Linked DNA regions of Homo sapiens: region 2 is linked to region 1. Evidence: chromatin loops called from intact Hi-C (ENCODE). Cell type or tissue: gastrocnemius medialis. All regions are shown on one strand. Links, peaks and the distances in the headings refer to the core of each region. The heading gives the core; the rest is flanking DNA.

Region 1 (9,499 bases), core at 2,416-6,415:
TCTACAAATTAATAATAAAAACATAGGACTCCTAATAGAAAAGTGATTCATAGCAAAATAATGTTTCATAGCCTTTGCTATGAAAGAAGATAGACACTAGTCAATGATCAGTTTCATATTATCATAAAAAGTAAATTAAAACACGATATCACTTTACCTTACAATATGATAAAGTTAAAATTTGATAATATGTGTCATTCCTTCAGTCAATAAATATTCACTGAGCACCAAGTAGCATAGTAGTCATTATGGGTACAGTGATGAACAAAATGGTGTCTAGACTCATAGTGCTTACAGTCTAGTGATGTAATCACTAACATAATAATCACACGAATGTAAGTACATAATTACAAACATAATTGCAAATTAAGTAAATGCTAAAGAGAGTAAGTCTAGGGTGTAATCACTGGGACCTTACTGATTATAATGGGATCAAAGAACATTTCTTTGAGCAAGACTTGCTTGGGCTGAAATCTAAAGGATGACCTGAAATGAACTAATGAGGTTATGGTGTGAAGGGATAGTCACCTTTTTTTCAGACGGAATTAACGTGCTCAAAGATCCTTAGACACGTGACATTTGAGGAAACAAAGTGCAGTTAGAGAGGAGGAAAGTCATGTAAGAAAAGCTTGAAAAGATGGGAGTAAGATCCTGCAGCCAGTGGACCATGGTAAGGACTTTTGCCTTTACTTAAGAACAATTAAAAGTCATCAAGTTATGTTAAGCAGAAGAATATGAGCAGAATTGCTTTATAAAAATCAGGCTGACTTCGGTGTGAAGAAAAGATGTGGGGAAATGAAGTGAAATCTTTGGCAAGATTCCAGGTTAGAAAGGATAATTTGGACAATATTAATAAAGTTAAACACACACACATCATTCTCTACATGTCCCCCAATTAATTTTCTTCTCTTCCGAACTTGTTTCTTTTCCTGGGTTCATCATCTCAGTGAAACAAAATAGCTATGAGATCTGGGTGAGTCATCTGTAGCCTAACTGGAAGCTGAAACCGGAAGAGTGGACAGGCTGTGGTATAAGAGTCTTTAAAGAAGGAAATTCTGTGAACATATCACCCAAACAAGAAACTTAGCTCTTCCTTCCCTTCCATCTAATTGGATGATATCCAATTCATCACCCAGTCCTTTAGATTCTCCCTTTAAATGGTTTTTTTTTTTTTTGAGACAGAGTCTAGCTCTGTCACCCAGGCTGGAGTGCAATGGTATGATCTCGGCTCACTGCAACCTCCGCCTCCTGAGTTCAAGCGATTCTCCTGCCTCAGCCTCCTGAGTAGCTGGGATTACAGGCGCGCGCCACCACGCCCAGCTGATTTTTGTATTTTTAGTAGAGATTGGGTTTCACTGTGTTGGCCAAGCTGGTCTCGAACTCCTGACCTCGTGATCCGCCCACCTCAGCCTCCCAAAGTGCTGGGATTACAAGCGTGAGCCACCACGCCTGGCCTTAAATTGTTTCTTAACTCATTCCCCTCAATCCATTCTCTGCAACAGTTCAGATTAGTTTCCAGAACATTTAACTATTGCCCCTAGTGGCCTTCTTCCCTTCAGTTCACCATGAACACAGGCTGTGGAATGCAAATATGATTACGCACATCCTCCTTCGAATTTTAATGTGTCTTCCTAGCTTACTGAGCGACATCCAAGCTCCTTCACAAGGACTTTTTTTTCAGTCTCATGTCTTTTCACCAGGCCAGTGAATTTCCTCTTTTTTTGCCCTCTTCCATTTTGTATAATGGGCTTTTTCTTTTTTGTCTCTCTTTTTCATAAACTGTTCTCTCGATCTGGAACAATACTCCTTTGATTCAGTGGGTTGACTCTTCCCTAACCTCGTATTTCAGCATACAGTTGGTGCTCTTCAAGCACAGGGATGTGACTGGCTTGCTTCCCCAAAACCTCTCCTACGTGCCCAGGACAGTGCCCCACACAATGCTGGGAGTAGAGGCGCCCCCAGGTCACTGGGCGTCCAGCCCCTGTAGGTGCAATCCAGCGCCTCTTTCCAGAAGGCTTCTGGGGGAGGGCTCGAGCTGGAGCACATGAAAAACCAGGGCCGCTCCAGCGTTCCTTCTCAGGTAACATGAGACTGCTCAGAGACTGCTCGAGGCTGGGGGAATCCCAGAGGGAGAAGCCATGGCTGTGCCGGTACCAAGTAGAGACTGGGCCGCTCCATAAGGCCACGAGGGACTCGGAGTCACATCCTCTGAGACCACTGTTTCAAGGTGACCTGGGAGCGTTGCAAGGATTCTGGTTATTACAGTTATACGAAGCCAAAGCATCAGGGGTGCTTGAATCAGAGCAACTCCATCTTGTTTTTTATTTTATTTGTTGTTGTTGTTTTGCTCTTTTTTTTTTTTTGACACAGTCTCGCTCTTTCGCCCAGGCTGGAGTGCAATAGCGCGATCTCAGCTCACTACAACCTTCGCCTCCCAGGTTCAAGCAATTCTCCTGTCTCAGCCTCCGGAGTAGCTGGGATTATAGGCGTGCACCACCACGCCCAGCTAGTTTTTGTATTTTTAGTAGAGATGGGGTTTCACCATGTTTGTCAGGCTGGTCTCAAACTTCTGACCTTGTGATTCGCTGGCCACAGTCTCCCAAAGTGCTGGGATTACATGCGTGAGCCACCACGCCCGGCCTGTATTTTTTTTTTATTTTTATTTTTTGAGATGGAGCCTCACTCTGTCGCCCAGGCTGGAGTGCAGTAGCGCCAACTTGGCTCACTGCAAGCTCCACCTCCCAGGTTCAAGTGATTCTCCTGCCTCAGCTTCCCAAGTAGCTGGGAATACAGGCACCCACCACCATGCCCAGGTAATTTTTGTATTTTTAGTAGAGACGAGGTTACACTCTGGCCTGTTGGCCAGGCTGATTGCAAACTCCTGACCTCAGGTGATCTGCCCGCCTTAGCCTCCCAAAGTGCTGGGATTACAGGCATGAGCCACAGCACCCGGCAACTCCATCTTAAATAAGAACTGGGTAAAATAAGGCTGAGGCATACTGGGCTGCGTTCCAAGACCGTTAGGCATTCTAACTCACAGTATGAGACAGCAGGTCAGCATGAGACACAGGTCATAAAGACCTTGCTGATAAAAGTTTACAGTAAAGAAGCCGGCTAAAACCCACCAAAACCAAGATGGCAATGAGAGTGACTTCTGGCTGTCCTCATTGCTACGTCTTCCACTGTCAGAGGCGGTTGAACCAGGGCAACTCTATCTTGAGTAGGGGCTGGTTAAAATAAGGCTGAGACCTGCTGGGCAGCATTCCCTGGAGGTTAAGGCATTCGTAGTCACAGGATGAGACATGAGGCTGGCACAAGATACAGGTCATAAAGACCTTGCTGATAAAACAGGTTGCAGTAAAGAAGCCGACTAAAACCGAGATAGCGATGAGAACGACCTGATTGTCCTCACTGCCCACCAGTGGCTATGGCAACGTCAGGAAGTTACCCTATATGGTCTAAAAAGAGGATGCATGAATAATCCACCCCTTGTTTAGCATATCATCAAGAAATAACCACAAAAATGCGCAACCAGCAGCCCTCGGGGCTGCCCTGCCTATGGATTAGCCATTCTTTATTCCTTTACTTTCCTAATAAACTTGCTTTCACCTTATGGATTCGCCTCAAATTCTTTCTTGTGCAAGATCCAAGAACCCTCTCTTAGAGTCTGAGATCCGGACCCCTTTCCAGTAGCAAAAGGTCTTAGACTGAAGTACTGACTCCACAGTCGTTGTTAAGAATCCTAGTTGTTTAATAGAGGCGGTCTTGGGCTCTTGCTGGGCCGCGGTGTGTTCTGGGAAGTGTAGTCACCTGAGTCTCCAGTTCCTTGTCTCTGGGCCGTGTGTGCACGCCAGCGAAGCACTGTGGGAGTCGTAGTAGGGGAGGAAAACCCTATACCCTCTGGCGTGCGGCGCAGGAGTTTGGGGGAATGTAGTCGCCAGAGCTCTGCGTTGTCTTCCGGCTTTGGGCGTGGCCACGATGCACTCTGGGAGTCGTAGTAGGGGAAGAACGTCCTCCGCTCTTTTGCGCACGGTCGCTAGAGGTTCTGGGAAGTGTAGTTGCCTGAAGCTCGTGTTCTTTGTCTTTCGATGATGTGCGCTTGGCCTCAAAGCACCCTGGGAGTTGCAGTGGGGCGGGGAAAGCCATATGCTCTCTCGCGCGGGGTCGCGGTTGTTTCTGGGAAGTGTGGTGGCCTGAGTTCCACGTTCTTCGTTTCTCCGCTAGTTGTGCGCTTGGCCGCGAGACACTCTGGCAGTTATAGGAACACAAAGGTCTGTGTACTCTTCCGCGGGGGGCCGCGGTTATTTCTGGGAAATGTAGTTGCCTAGGACCCGGGTTCTTTGTTTCTCGGCTCTGGGCGTGGGAGGATAGCCCCTATGCTCTGGCGCACCGGGCCGCGATGGCTCTGGGAATTGTAGTTGTCGCAGGCCCTCGTTCTTTGTCTCCTGGCGTTCTGGGCACGGCAGCGAGGCGCTCTGGGAGTTCCAGTAGGAACGAAAAGCCCTTGCGCGCAGGGCCGCATTGGTTTCTGGGAATTGTAGTTTCTTGAGGCCGGCGGCCTGGTTGGGGTGACGTCGGCGAGGCTTCTGAAGACGCAATTCCTGCGACGCCCGCGGAGGGGCCCTGGGGGGCGGCGCCGAGCGTCTGGCCTGTGTTGGCTGTAGGCAACGAAAGGAGCCCTCCCGGTCTGCGCCGGATGGCCCCGGGCGGTGACTCGGTCCGGAGCCCTGGAACGCTACGCCCACCTGGCGGAAAGCACCACGGAAACGCATCCTTCTGTGGCCACTGTTAGGTGAGGGGGTTCTGGGGAGGCGCGCCGTGGCAGGAAGAGAAAGCCGGCGCCAGTGGTCCAAGCGCGATCTCTCAGGGCGCCCTGCTCTCTACGTGGGAGGCGCGGAGCGGGGGCCACGGGAATCCCCAGTGCGGGAATCTAGTGACTTGGGCGCGGCCTAGCTGGCCTGTTCGCTCAGGGCTCCTTTCTCTCTCTGCCAGGTCTGCCATTTTACACTTTTCTGATCTCCTCCTTCCCTTCTGTGAGCTATGTCTCAGGTAAGCTAATGATTGATAAATATATATATATATATATATATAAATTTTTATTTTTTTTTTAAGAGAGAGACAGGGTCTCCTCCTGTCGCCCAGGCAGTGGAGCGATCATAGCATCCTGTAACCTCAAACTCTTGGCCTCAAGTGAGCCAACCCACTTGGCCTGTTTCCGCTTTTCTTTGTGAAGTGCAGCCGTGTTTTTCAGGACTTGGGACGTGGCTTTCTTTCTCCTACAACCACCTGCCTGGCAGAACCCCAGGACCCTGTCCCTTGTTCCTCCTTTTCAGGTGCTTATACTTAAGTATACATGAAGAGAGTGACAGGAAGCTATCCAGATGTGGGCGGGGTTTCTGACCTGGCTGGCATGTTTTAGGGTGAGAGGGTAGGGTGCCAGCTGTTACATCGCCTCCTCTTTCCCACAGTGTTAGAATGAGGAGTGCTTTACGTTACTCCAGCGCCCCTTTATTCATTTATTCAATATGTTTTTACTGAACCTCTACTTTCAGTGGTTCCCACAGTGTGATCCTTGGACCAGCAGTATCAGCATCATCTGAGAACGTATTAGAAATGAATATTCTTGAGTCCTACCCCAGACCTTCTGAATCAGAAACTGAGAATTTGGCCCAGCAGTCTAACAGTCCTTCCAAGTGATTCTAATGTGCAACTCATTCTAAGTCTTGAGGATGCAGAAGTGACCAAAACAAAATCTCCGAATCCTCAGAGCTCATTTTTCAGACATGACATAAGGAACACATTTTTATTTTGATTTGGCCTAAGGGCTTGGCTGGTAATTGTGCTTCACAGCAGTGGGGATAACAGGGTCAACTATTCAAAATGAGTCCCTCATTTCAGTTCCACTTCTTTATCCTACTTTTTGTCATACTTCTCTCCAAATTCAGAGGTTCTCTGAGTTTTGCTGGGGAATCCAATTTCCACCTCTGCTGCAGATCTTGCTGTGTAGGAAACAGCTGCTTTATTAGTCAACAGTCTTTAATCACTTTTTTATTAAACTTCAAAACTGTAAATTATAACTGCCATCCATCTGGGACTGCTACTAGTTTGAGACATTTTAAATTCCCATTCATGCCTTATAGATCAATGTGGATCACTCAAGTGGTGCAAAACCAGGCTGCAAAGCAAGGGCTTATATATTATTCCCCCTAACTCTGAGGGAAAGTGCTTTAGGTTCTGTCCTGGGAGGTATTACATTCTCTTCTTGCGGAATCAAGATTCTTTATTGCTTATCCTCCTTGTTCTGTGACATTGCTAAAATTACCACTAAGTTTCACAGGTATTTCTTTAGGATTAGGGATAACTGTGACAAACTTGAGACTGTATGCCCCATTTGAAGGGTGGTGCTGTTATCTGCTGTAGCGAATTATTACCCTGAAGAAATTCTGGCTGAATTATATTAAAATAGGCTGGTATTAAGGAAAATATACATTGTTTATTAACATAAAGGAATACTGTAAAATCTTAAGAATTTTTACAACCAATGCCAAAAATCCATATTGTTCATGTGTATAATCCTTTATTTTGAATAAAATTGTAAATTATCTCAGGACAGATAATTTATGTTTTTCTCCTTTTCTCCAGTTATACAACAAAACACAAGAGCTAGGCTCTTCATTATATAATTACTCAGAATTCTGAAAACTCTCACTGTTACTACTTAGACACATTGCCTAACCTCCACAGTGAGACTCATTTTATTCCTTGATGAGGGAGTTTGGGGGCATGCGTGCTGGTCATGCAAATATCTGTCCGTCATTTCAGGGGTCAGTGACATTCAGAGATGTGGCCATAGACTTCTCCCAGGAGGAGTGGAAATGGCTTCAGCCTGCTCAAAGAGATTTGTACAGATGTGTAATGTTGGAGAACTATGGCCATCTGGTCTCACTGGGTAAGTATTCTTCTTCATCTCCCTCAAGGCAAAATTTGACCGTTAGGGTGGCTGTTATAATTATCTGGCTGAATATTCCCAAGAGAGGTATGGGGTTTCTTAAAATTAGTTTTAAGATGGGGACGTAACTGCACCTTATTTTTAGACATTTTAAAAACTTACATCTGACATTTCCTTTGTGGCCCCTCTTAGGATTCAATGACTGATCTTGAATTTATTTCATTTTCTGCAAGCAGGTCTTTCCATTTCTAAGCCAGATGTGGTTTCCTTATTGGAGCAAGGGAAAGAACCCTGGCTGGGGAAAAGGGAAGTGAAAAGAGATCTGTTTTCAGGTGAGTGAGTTGGAAGCTGATGGGGAAATTTTTTAAAACCACTCAATTAGTCAATGAAAAAGGAATACTTTTTAATATGTTGATTGGAAAATTTTCCCTTAAAGATACTAGAGATACGCTAGGCACGGTGGCTCATGCCGGTAATCCCAGCACTTTGGGAGGCCGAGGTGGGTGGATCACGACGTCAGGAGATCGAGACCATCCTGGCTAACACGGTGACACCCCATCTCTGCTAAAAATACAAAAAAATTTGCCGGGCTTGGTGGCGGGTGCCTGTAGTCCCAGCTACTTGGGAGGCTGAGGCAGGAGCATGGCGTGAACCCGGGAGGCAGAGCTTGCAGTGAGTCGAGATTGCGCCACTGCACTGCAGCCTGGGAGACAGAGCAAGACTCCATCTCAAAAAAAAAAAAAAGATACCAGAGGTATAAAGACTGAAGTTTCACTTACAACTCCATAAAACACTACTTCATACCCAATTCTGTTTTTTCTATATTACCTAACAGCTGACATAGTCGACCAGTTCTCACCTTATACTTTCTTTTCTTTCTCACAGGTGTCTTTTTTGTTCCCATTGTTAGTTCTGTCTGGTCTCTGAATTTCATTTCTTTTTGTTTTTTCTTTCCTTTCTTTCTTCAAATGGACATACATTTCTATTGCCTGAATTCAACCTGAGAAAGAAAAAAAAAATTAAAAGTACATATTTTGCTGTTCTATTTAATCACCTTGAAAAGATTAATTCATTACTCTTTGATTAATTGATATTTATTTATTCCTTCACATACACTCTTAATATTTACAGAAATTTTAATCTTGTCAAATCTTTCTCAAGACTTTCTATTAAGTGCTACAGAGACTAGAGAGTGTGCAAAAGTGTAATAACTATCAAGGAATTCATGGCCTAGTGATGTGTCTAAATAGCTTGCATTAGATATCCTCAAATTAGCAGTACAGCAGTGAAAAAAGGAATTTCCAGTTGTCGTTTTAGGCTTGGGTAATTTGGATGCAGATAGTACTAGAGAAACAAAAGACAGAAAAAGGGTCAGTTTTGGAGAAAAGGTGATGAATTCTGTAAGTTCTGTAAATTCTATAGTTGCTTCTATAGCACATGTTTAATGGAGGTACACTGATTTTTAGAGAGAAAAGGAGGAATGCGTACTTTTTAGGAGGCAGCAGCTTAGGACTGATGAAACAGATGTCATGAAAACTGAGCTGTAGCTTTAAGGAAGAGTAGTGGTTCATATGAAATGCTGCGGAGTCCCTTAGGAGAATGTCCAGAAGGATTTGCAAAGGAGGTACTAATGTGGGCTGAAGCAGTGAGATGGAACAGGTGCAGGGAAACTTTGTTTAGTGGGAGCAAATGAGGAAAAATGTCCTTTTTGAATTAAAAAATAACAAAACTGATAAAAGCATGTACAAAGGAAGTGAGGAAAAAGGAAAACATGGAAGTTGCCTCTAATTCTACTACTTTTTTTTTTTTTTTGAGACGAAGTCTCGCTCTTGCCCCCTAGGCTGGAGTGCGATGGCGCGATCTCAGCTTACTGCAACCTCCGCTGTCTGGGTTCAAGTGATTCTGCTGCTTCAGCCCCCTGAGTAACTGGGACTACAGGCACCTGCCACCATGCCTGGCTAAGTTTTGTATTTTTAGTAGAGATGGGGTTTCACCATGTTGGCCAGGCTGGTCTCAAACTCCTAACCTAGTGATCTGCCCGCCTAGGCCTCCCAAAGTGCTGGGATTACAGGTGTGAGCCACTGTGCCTGGCCTAATTCTACTACTTTAACACAGTTCTTGAAGTTTTTATGTATTCCTTCCAGGATCTTATTTTGAAAATTTTTTTCATTGTGAAATATCACACACAGACAGAAGTAATGCATGAACATACATGTACAGCTTAATAAATTATTATAAGGCAAACAGTCACGTGACCAAGGTCAATAAACACAATACTGCTAGGTTCCTTGAGAGCCTTCTGTGTGCTCATCCTAACCCTCCAATAAAGCTAATCATCTCTTTGCTTTTATGGTAAAGTAGCTTCCTTGGTTTTCTTTATTGTTCCATCAGCTCTTTGCATTTGTGTTCACTATAGTTGAGGTTCATGTGTTTGTTAACTTTATATAGAAAGATTTATAATGTATTTATTGATTTGCTTCTCAAAATTATTTTTAAAATGTTTTTGGCTGTGCATGGTGGCTCATGCCTATAATTCCAATACTTTGGGAG
Region 2 (8,801 bases), core at 4,802-8,801, 310 kb before region 1:
TGGCTCCCGAACTCACAGACATGTTTTACTTACACTTACCAGCAGAGTATAAAGGATTACAAAGAATACAGGTGAAGAGATGCGTGACGTAAAACCGGGGGGAAGCGCTTGGAAATTCAGGGCCTCTCTGGGCACCGCCTCCAGGAACCCCCACGTACTATCTGGAAGCTCCCTGAACCCAGCCCTTTTGGGTTTTTACAGGAACTTCATTTCACAGGCGTGATTCATCAGCCACTGGTGATCAACGCAACCTTCACCCCTCTCTCCTCCCCAGAGGTTGGGGGTGGGGCTGAAAGTCCCCAGAACCTCTAACCCTGCCTTGGTCTTTCCTGCGACCAGCCCCATCCAGAAGCTCCCTAGGGGCTGCCGGCCACCAGTCCACTCAGCCTACAAAAGACATCACTTTGGAGGTTCCCGGGATTTCAAGAGTTGTATGCCAGGAAAAGGGGATGGAGCTGAAATACACAGTTCACTGTATCAGTTACCTCAAACTTAAAACGACCAAAACCCACCTCTGATCTCCACATCACCCAGACCCGACAGTCTACCGCAAAGCAATAAATGGCCACCTTCTCCCTCTTCCTCTGGCCCCAAACCCCTGAGTTACATTTGCCTTTTCCGTCTCTGCCTTATGTTCCATGACCAGTAACCGCAATGGCTTCACGTTCCAAACACATCCGGGACCCAGGGGTTTCCTCCCCGCGCCGCCCTCCTTTGGGCCATCCCTCCCCAGGTCTCGAGAGACCGCAGCAAGAGTCTCCGCTAACGCCTCGCCGGGCCCCCGCCGCCTTCCCCGGAGGCTGCTCCAGGGCCCGGGAAAGCTCTCACCCCCGAACCCGGCGTGGCCCCTCCGCCCCCGGCCCGGGAAGCCAAGTCCCCGCAACTGCCCTTTCCGCGGCCGGAATGGCCTTTCCCGACCGGCCCTGGTTTCCCCGGCCGCCTCGCCCAACTGCTGCCGGCTCCAGGGGCGCGGCCGGGACCCCAGGCCCGAGGAGGGCGTCGGGGCGGGGAAGGGGCCAGGGTGCGGGGACCCAGCGACCGCCTGGGCCTTACCTGAGGCGGGGGCGGCGGCCGCGCTTGGCGGAGGAACTGGGGTCCCGCTGCGGCCCAGACCTCCCGGCCGCGGGCCCAGCCGCCGCACCAGCCACCGCACAGCGATCAGCAGCACCGAGGCGCCCAGCAGCTCCCAGGCCAGCGCCGCCCACTCGGCCGCCGCCAGCCGCGGCCACAGCATCGCCGCCGCCCGGGCCGCAGCCGCCGAGAAGCCCGCGCCCCGCGCCGCGCCCGTCCCAGGACCCCGCGCCGGGCTGCCCGCGCCCTGCCTGACGGCGCCGCGCTCGAGGCGGCCGGGGCGGCGCGGGGGACACGGACGGCGGCCCCGCTCGCGGAGGCCCGGCGAGGGCGCGGCCCCGGCCCTGGGACCCAAGCGGGCGGGAACGGGCGAGCGGACGGGCGGGCGCGGCAGGCGGGGCGCGGGCAGCCCGACGCGGGGTCCTGGGACCGGCGAGGCGCGGGGAGCGCAATGTGCTGGCGGGGGCCGGGGCTGGGGCCCGGGGAGGCCACCAGGGCGGGGCCGGGCGCGGGGCGGCGCTTCTTCGCGCCTCCCGGCCCCGGCCTGGCGTCCGTGGGGCGCTGTGCGTCTCCGAGAACGAAGCGGCCTCCGGGTTCGTGTGCTCCGAGCCCGAGTACTGTTTGCGGCCGTCGTCCCGTCCTGGAGCAGGAGTGAGGAAGCGCCTCTCACTCCCCCGCGAACCCGCAGAACAGGCCGCCGGCGCTATGGAGACCGGCGGAGCTTCCCGCTCCTTCACCAAGGGGCCCTGACGCGCAGTTGAAAGCGCGGATTTTGCCGGGCGCGGCGGCTGCGTCCGGAGTCCCAGCGCCTTGGGAGGCGAGGCGGGAGGATCCCCACGGCCCGGGAGCTCGAGACCAGCCCGGGCAAATATTTTGAAAGTCATGGTAAAAGCCGCAATTACTTTTGCACCAACCTAATAGTGAGACCCTGTCTCGAAAAAGGGAAGGAGGATTTTACTGTATGTAATTTAGATGTTTTATTTATTTTTTGATGCGGTGTCTTGCTCTGTCGCCCAGGCTGAAGTGCAGTGGCGCGATCTCGGCTCACTGCAGCCTCCGCCTCCTGGGCTCAAGCGATTCTCCTGCCTCAGCCTCCCAAGTAGCTGGGATTACAGGTGCCCACCACCACGCCTGGCTAATTTTTGCATGTTTAGTAGAGACGGGGTTTCCTCATGTTGGCCAGACTGGTCTCGAATTCTTGATGTCAAGTGATCCACCAGCCTCGGCCTCCCAAAGTGCTGGGATTACAGGCGTGAGCCACCGCGCCCCGCCTAATTTAGATATTATTAAATGAAAATGAAAGACCTGAAAAATATAATTGATATCCTTGGTTAAAAACATAATTGATCTGAGCGAGGTGGCTCAGGTCTGTAGTCTCAGCAACTCTGGAGCGTGAGGGGTGATGGTAGTTTCAGTCCGGGAGTTCGAGGCTGCCATGAGCGTGATCTCGCCTGTGAATAGCCACTGCACGCCAGCCTGACCAACATAGCAAGACCCCATCTCTTAAAAAATATCATTGGATGGTACTAATGGTTGGTTGGGCACTACAGAAGAAAGGGTCAGTAATTTTGAAGATGGATGAAATGGAAATTCAAACCACGATGAGATGCTGCTTGAAATCCACCAGAATGGCTAAAATTTAAAAATTGGCAATATCAAATTTTGCTGGCAAGAGCAAACACTGAGTTAACCACCTTGGAAAATAGTGAGGCAGTTTCTTTCAAAGTTAAACGTACACCTCTGCTGTATTCTGAGTGTCTGTCCCCAGCGTTCGTATGTTGAAACCCTAACCCCCCTTGGCCGGGCGTGGTGGCTCACGCCTGTAATCCCAGCACTTTGGGAGGCCGAGGCGGGCAGATCACGAGGTCAGGAGATCGAGACCATCCTGGCTAACACGGTGAAACCCAGTCTCTACTAAAAAATACAAAAAATTAGCCGGGCATGCTGGAAGGCACCTGTAGTCCCAGCTACTCGGGAGGCTGAGGCAAGAGAATGGTGTGAACCCGGGAGGCGGAGCTTGCAGTGAGCCAAGATCGCGCCACTGCACTCCAGCCTGGGTGACAGAGCGAGACTCTGTCTCAAAAAAAAAAAGAAACCCTAACCCCCAAGGTGATGGTATTAGGATGTGGGGCTTGTGGGAGGTGATAGGTCATGGGACAGAGCCTTATATACTTCCCTTAGAAGAGGCCCAAGAAGGCTGGGCACGGTGGCTCACACCTGTAATCCCAGCACTTTGGGAGGTCGAGACAGGAGGATCGCTTGAGCCCAGGAGGTGGAGACCAGCCTGAGCAATATGGCGAGACGCTGTCTGTGCTAAAAATTTAAAAAATTAGCTGAACGTGGTGGCACACGCCTTGAGGAGGGAGGATTACTTGAGCCTGGGAGGTCAAGGCTGCAGTGAGCGAAGATTGCGCCATTGCCCTCCAGCCTGGGAGAGAGAGACCCTGTCTCAAAAATAAATAAATAAACAAGTACGTACATACATACATAAAAAGGTAATTATGTAAGTCCTCGTTACGGAGCCTCCATACATGAAGGGCTTTAGAGCCGATTTGTTAAATGGTCAGCTGTAGTCAGCTGTTGACACCCAGCGTCCACTCTCCATTAAGTTATTAAGAGCTTTTTCTTAGTTACAGAAGCTCTCAGTGGGCTGTGGAGACGCTGCCGTCTCCTGAACACATCCAGCGACCACATGACTAAGCAAAGGCAGCGGAGAGTGGACGGACGGTGATGGACGCGGCCACGGAGCCCAAGCGCCCACAATGCGCATTCCTGTCTTTTCTCTCCCCGCTCACCTCAGAGCGGGACGGAAGGTGGGACTGGGAGAGCTGTTCTCGGGCAGGTGGACGCTGTGGATTAGCGGAGAGGGAAGGCACTTTCGTTCTCGGCACCGTGAGGCTGTCCTGGTCAATCCTGTTTTCATGCTTGAGGGTCTCTGGTGCAGCAGCTCCACCAGCCTTGACACCAGGACTTCTGTGGAATCCAGGTAAGCAGCCAGGGTCCTGATAGGGCCATGCCCTCACCCCCATGTAATGCATCCACTCCCAGTTAAATGAGAAAGGAACAATCACAGGAAAACATGGAGAACAACTCCACTGTTCAGAAGCCAACCCTATATTAGCTACTGTTTAGGTAGAAATGAAAAACTTTGAGACGTAAACTCCTGCAGGTAGAAGTAGATTTCCGGTGAATGAACAAAATGAAGCTTATTAGAATCAATGGCCTCTTCTGAGAGCCGTTCTGAATTTTTTTTTTTTTGAGACGGAGTCTTGCTATGTCGCCCAGGCTGGAGTGCAGTGGCGCGATCTCGGCTCACTGCAAGCTCCGCCTTCCGGGTTCACGCCATTCTCCTGCCTCAGCCTCCCCAGTAGCTGGGACTACAGGCGCCCGCCACCACGCCCGGCTAATTTTTTGTATTTTTAGTAGAGACGGGGTTTCACCGCGTTAGCCAGGATGGTCTTGATCTCCTGACCTCATGATCCGCCCACCTCGGCCTCCCAAAGTGCTGGGATTACAGTCGTGAGCCACTGCGCCCAGCCCTGATTTTATTCCTAGTTGTAATTTAACTTCTACTTCATTTCTGATCCGAGATCACAAAGGGGCCATGTGAGCCCCAGGGACTGAGCGGAAGCTGAAGTCTCACAGCTCGAGGATTTACTCCCAACGTGCTGGGAAAAGCCCTAGATGAGCAGGGAGTAGCTAATTTCTTTTCTTCCCCTTCTTTTTCAATATTAATTGGATTTCCTTAAAGGCCGTGTGTCTATTAAGTTTGTTATCAATGGCTATTTAGCACTTGTAGAAACCCAGCCGTATGTTACATACAGTAGGGTCTAGTCAGGAAAACAGCCCAGGCCAAGTGGTTCAGCAGAGGAAATGCAGGGGCAGGGACGGCAACCGCAGGACGCCAGAGGCCCTCAGGTGGAGATAACGGCCCTGAGTGGAAACGTACAGGCTCCAGAACCTGGTGGGACCTGGGCTGATGCAGGGGAATGAGGGGTTTCAGGGGAGCTACGGCCGTGACCATCAGACGCCCAGCTGCAGGGACAGGCAGGTGGCGGGGGGGGGGGGTCTGTTTTCTGGGTGAAGATGGGGGCATTTTTGAAAGCATTGGGAAGATACACTTGACGTATCTATCCAGTCTCCAGAAATGCACGTTTAACGCTCAGAAGGAAATCTTGCAACAATTGAAGTGCTGTGGGAGGCTCCGCGAGCAGAGACAAGATTGTCCTTCTCTGGGTTTCAGGGCATTTAGACATGACACTCAAAAATATTTCACTGTGGGCCGGGCGCGGTGGCTCATGCCTGTAATCCTAGCACTTTGGGAGGCAGAGGCAGGTGAATCACCTGAGGTCAGGGGTTCAAGACCAGCCTGAACAAAATGGTGAAACCCCATCTCTACTGAAAATACAAAAATTAGCCGGGCGTGGTGGCGGGAGCCTGTAAGCCCAGCTACTCTGGAGGCTGAGGCAGGAGAGTCACTTGAACCTGGCAGGCAGAGGTTGCAGTGAGCTGAGATCGAGACACTGCACTCCAGCCTGGGCAACAAGAGTGAAACTCCGTCTCAAAATATATCTATTTCATGTGAAGGTGAAATCCAACCCCGACGATGTGTAGAAAAGCCCAGCAATCTCCCGCAAATCCCTGAGCCGATGGCCGCGGAGATGGGTGTCCTGGTGGTGCTCCCAGAGCTGCCTCCCCAGGTGCCACCAGGACATGCTGCCTTTGGGGCTAGAGGTTCCCACCTCATCAGTAACGAGGGCATCGCCAGCCCTCAGCTGCCTTGGGCGCCCACAGTCGGCTTTCACGCCTCCCAGAGGTTCCGCCACCTTCAGCCCTCACTTCAGATGGAGTCAGAACTTAGAGATGTGGACACTGTGAAGGTCACCGGCAGCCAGTGGTGGAGCCGGGGGAAGGGTGTAGGACGCCCCCACACACAGGTGAAGAGGGCACTGCCAGGGGGAGGGCTGTAGGACACCCCCACACAGAGGTGAAGAGGGCACTGCCAGGAGGAGGGCTGTAGGACGCCCCCACACACAGGCGAGCAGAGGGCGTTGCAAACATGGGCAGAGGCGGCCCAGCAGCAGTTTAACATTGCCCTGTGTCCAGGAGAAAGGCCACTGCCCAAGTATGCTCTTTATCGCAACCTGCAACATTCCCCCTCAGACGGAAGCTTGTGTAGAGGCCGCCAAGTTCCAACAAATGCTCCCGACTGTAGACGCCACCAAGTGCTGGGACTTGCTCTCGTCATCTGGGAAAGGCTTGGGGACGCTGCCAGCAACTGTCATGTTTATCCATCAAGCTAGACGGCGGAAGTGCAGTCGTCTTAGTTTCCCCCATTATCTGCTTCCTGCTTTTTTTTTTTATCTCGAGTCTCAACTTTGTTGCCCAGGCTGGAGTGCAACGGCACGAACTCCACTCACTGCAGCCTCCACCTCCCGGCTTCAACAATTCTCCTGCCTCAGCTTCCTGAGTAGCTGGGATTACAGGCGCCCATCACCACGCCCGGCTAATTTTTGTATTTTTAGTAGAGATGGGGTTTCACCATGTTAGCCAGGCGGGTTTCAAATTCCTGATCTTGAGTGATTCACCCGCCTCAGCCTCCCAAAGCGCTGGGATTACAGGCATGAGCCACTGTGCCTGGCCTGCTTCCTAATACTACCCGAGGTCTCAGATTTCTGAGTGACCTGGTAATTTTTAAATCCTGAGTCTCCTTCATGCCTGTAATCCCAGCACTTTGGGAGGCCGAGGCGGGCGGATCATGAGGTCAGGAGATCGAGACCATCCGGGCCGACACGGTGAAACCCCGTCTCTACTAAAATACAAAAAGAAATTAGCCGGGCGTGGTGGCGGGAGCCTGTAGTCCCAGCTACTCAGGAGGCTGAGGCAGGAGAATGGCGTGAACCTGGGAGGCGTAGCTTGCAGTGAGCCGAGATCGCGCCGCCGCACACCAGCCTGGGCCACAGAGTGAGACTCCGTCTCCAAAAAAAAAAAAAAAAAAAAATCCTGAGCCTCCCATCAGCGATACGTCCTCTGTCCTACACTCAACCCAAATTCCTGACAGTACCTGCCGCCACTCTAAGCCAGGAAGAAGTGACCCATTCATCTCTGCCAAAACCACTCCTGACACCCACTGCTGAGCTCTGTAGCAGGACGCAGCGTGGAGCTTCGAGCTGCTGAGACAGACACAGCTTAAAATATACCTGTCAGTGCAGTGCCTGCAAACACGTAGCAACTCCATGGAGAAAAGGAAAAAGTTCAGATACATACATGTCCCCTTAAGGGTTCTATAGACCAAAAAAAATTATATCCTTAATATTTCAGAAAGTTAAGGCCACAGAAGGTGGTCAGGGAATTTTTACTCTGTGTAGCAATTCTCTGGGTACAGAAGCTGGTAACGCTCACAGGAAGAAGTGCATTAATCCCACAGGGCCAAGCCCAGCGACCACCACTTCCTGCCCCTTTTCTGTACTTTTTAAACCATGGTGGCCTCTAATAACGTCTAACTGAAAACTCTGTACCTGGTTAACTCTTTTTTTTTTTAGACGGAGTCATGCTCTGTCACCCAGGCTGGAGTGCAGTGGTGTGATCTCGGCTCACTGCAACCTCTGCCCGATCAAGCGATTCTTCTGCCTCAGCCTCCTGACAAGTGGGGATTACAGGCGCCCGCCACCACGCCCTGGCTAATTTTTTGTTTAGTAGAGGTGGAGTTTCACCATGTTGGCCGGGCTGGTCTTGAACCCCTGACCTCAGGTGACCACCCCCTCCCAGCCTCCCAAAGTGCTGGGATTACAGGCGTGAGCCACCACACCCAGCTTACGCCTGGTTAACTCTTAATGACCAAAATCAAAGTATGGATGAAAAAGACGAGAATCTGGGAAGTCACATTGCTGAGGTCTGAGAGTCATGACTCCACTGTCACCGGGGAGGCCCAGCAGAGGGCAGCACCTGGATGATGAGACCCAGTTCAGGAGGCGCAGCACAGAGCGGTCACCATCCTTCCCCGGTTCACCGGGAAGCTTGCTCCCCCTCCTTCTGTATTCCTGGCAAATGACAACGGGCAAAGCGAAGCGTGGGCCAAGGACGGAGGAGGCGGTGCCGCGCGTCTGCCGTGGTCACAAGCCACAGAAGTTTGCTTCACTCCTGCCAGAAACCGGCAGGACAGTAGAATTCTCTTTTAAAGCACGTGTTGAACAGAGTGTGTAATAACATGAGATTAAAAAGTTACTGCCAAACGACAAAATATAACTATTAAAATGAAGCTTCCAATGAATATGAAAATCTTTACCAAAAAATAGTTTATTGCACAAAATTTAAGGAATTCCCAAGCACACTTACATTTGTAAAAAATCAACGTGCTTTTTAAAGTTACACTTTGTCAGACACGGTGACCCCTTTCCCAAGAACAGCCACAACTTGAGGACTCTCTTTTGTGAGGAAATTTTTAATAAAAACAAGTAACTCAAAAGCACTGAATTTTCCAGACCCTCTAACACATTTCCCTCCGGATCCTGTGAGAGCCTGAGATCACTTATGACGAGATTCACCTGGACCTTCCGGTCAGTGAGCTCAGAACACCTCACACCACAGCGTCACTCAACTCAAGTCCCTCCTCACATCAGAGGGCTCCTCGAAGGGAGGCCCCAGGACGGTTCTCTCAGATTTGCTGGTCCCTCCCCTCCTAGAATCTTCACGTACAACATTCTGTTTTTGTTTTTAAAGACCTCAGGGAA

The links. Hi-C counts contacts between places; a loop is a spot of excess contacts. Peaks named below come from ENCODE experiments on the same cell type or tissue, not always from the same donor. Only the 100,000 strongest peaks of a DNase experiment are listed, where the experiment ranks them.
Region 2: a loop joins it to region 1, with 25 times the contacts of the local background. A loop is called at or near these places in 7 of 110 quality-filtered maps.

The regions. Positions count from the first base shown.
Region 1 is chr12:133,076,281-133,085,779 of GRCh38, forward strand. It overlaps ZNF140 (zinc finger protein 140), which reads left to right and starts at 4,643. Exons shown (of 5, transcript NM_003440.4): 1 at 4,643-4,792; 2 at 4,993-5,049; 3 at 6,823-6,949; 4 at 7,186-7,281. The coding sequence starts at 5,041. RefSeq lists enhancers at 3,672-4,361, 4,432-4,631. In gastrocnemius medialis, for the core only: CTCF peaks have their summits at 4,624 and 4,828; DNase peaks (open chromatin) are centred at 3,991 and 4,451; H3K4me3 peaks cover 3,912 bases; H3K27ac peaks cover 2,142 bases.
Region 2 is chr12:132,760,565-132,769,365 of GRCh38, forward strand. It overlaps GOLGA3 (golgin A3), which reads right to left. Exons shown (of 24, transcript NM_001389683.1): 24 at 8,350-8,801. ANKLE2 (ankyrin repeat and LEM domain containing 2) reads right to left here and starts at 1,268. Exons shown (of 13, transcript NM_015114.3): 1 at 1,054-1,268. The coding sequence starts at 1,234. RefSeq lists enhancers at 614-1,482, 1,837-1,936, 7,299-7,348, 7,459-7,508 and silencers at 717-1,306, 1,397-1,686. In gastrocnemius medialis, for the core only: a CTCF peak has its summit at 8,002 (motif pointing right); DNase peaks (open chromatin) are centred at 6,337, 6,727 and 8,017; H3K27ac peaks cover 3,271 bases.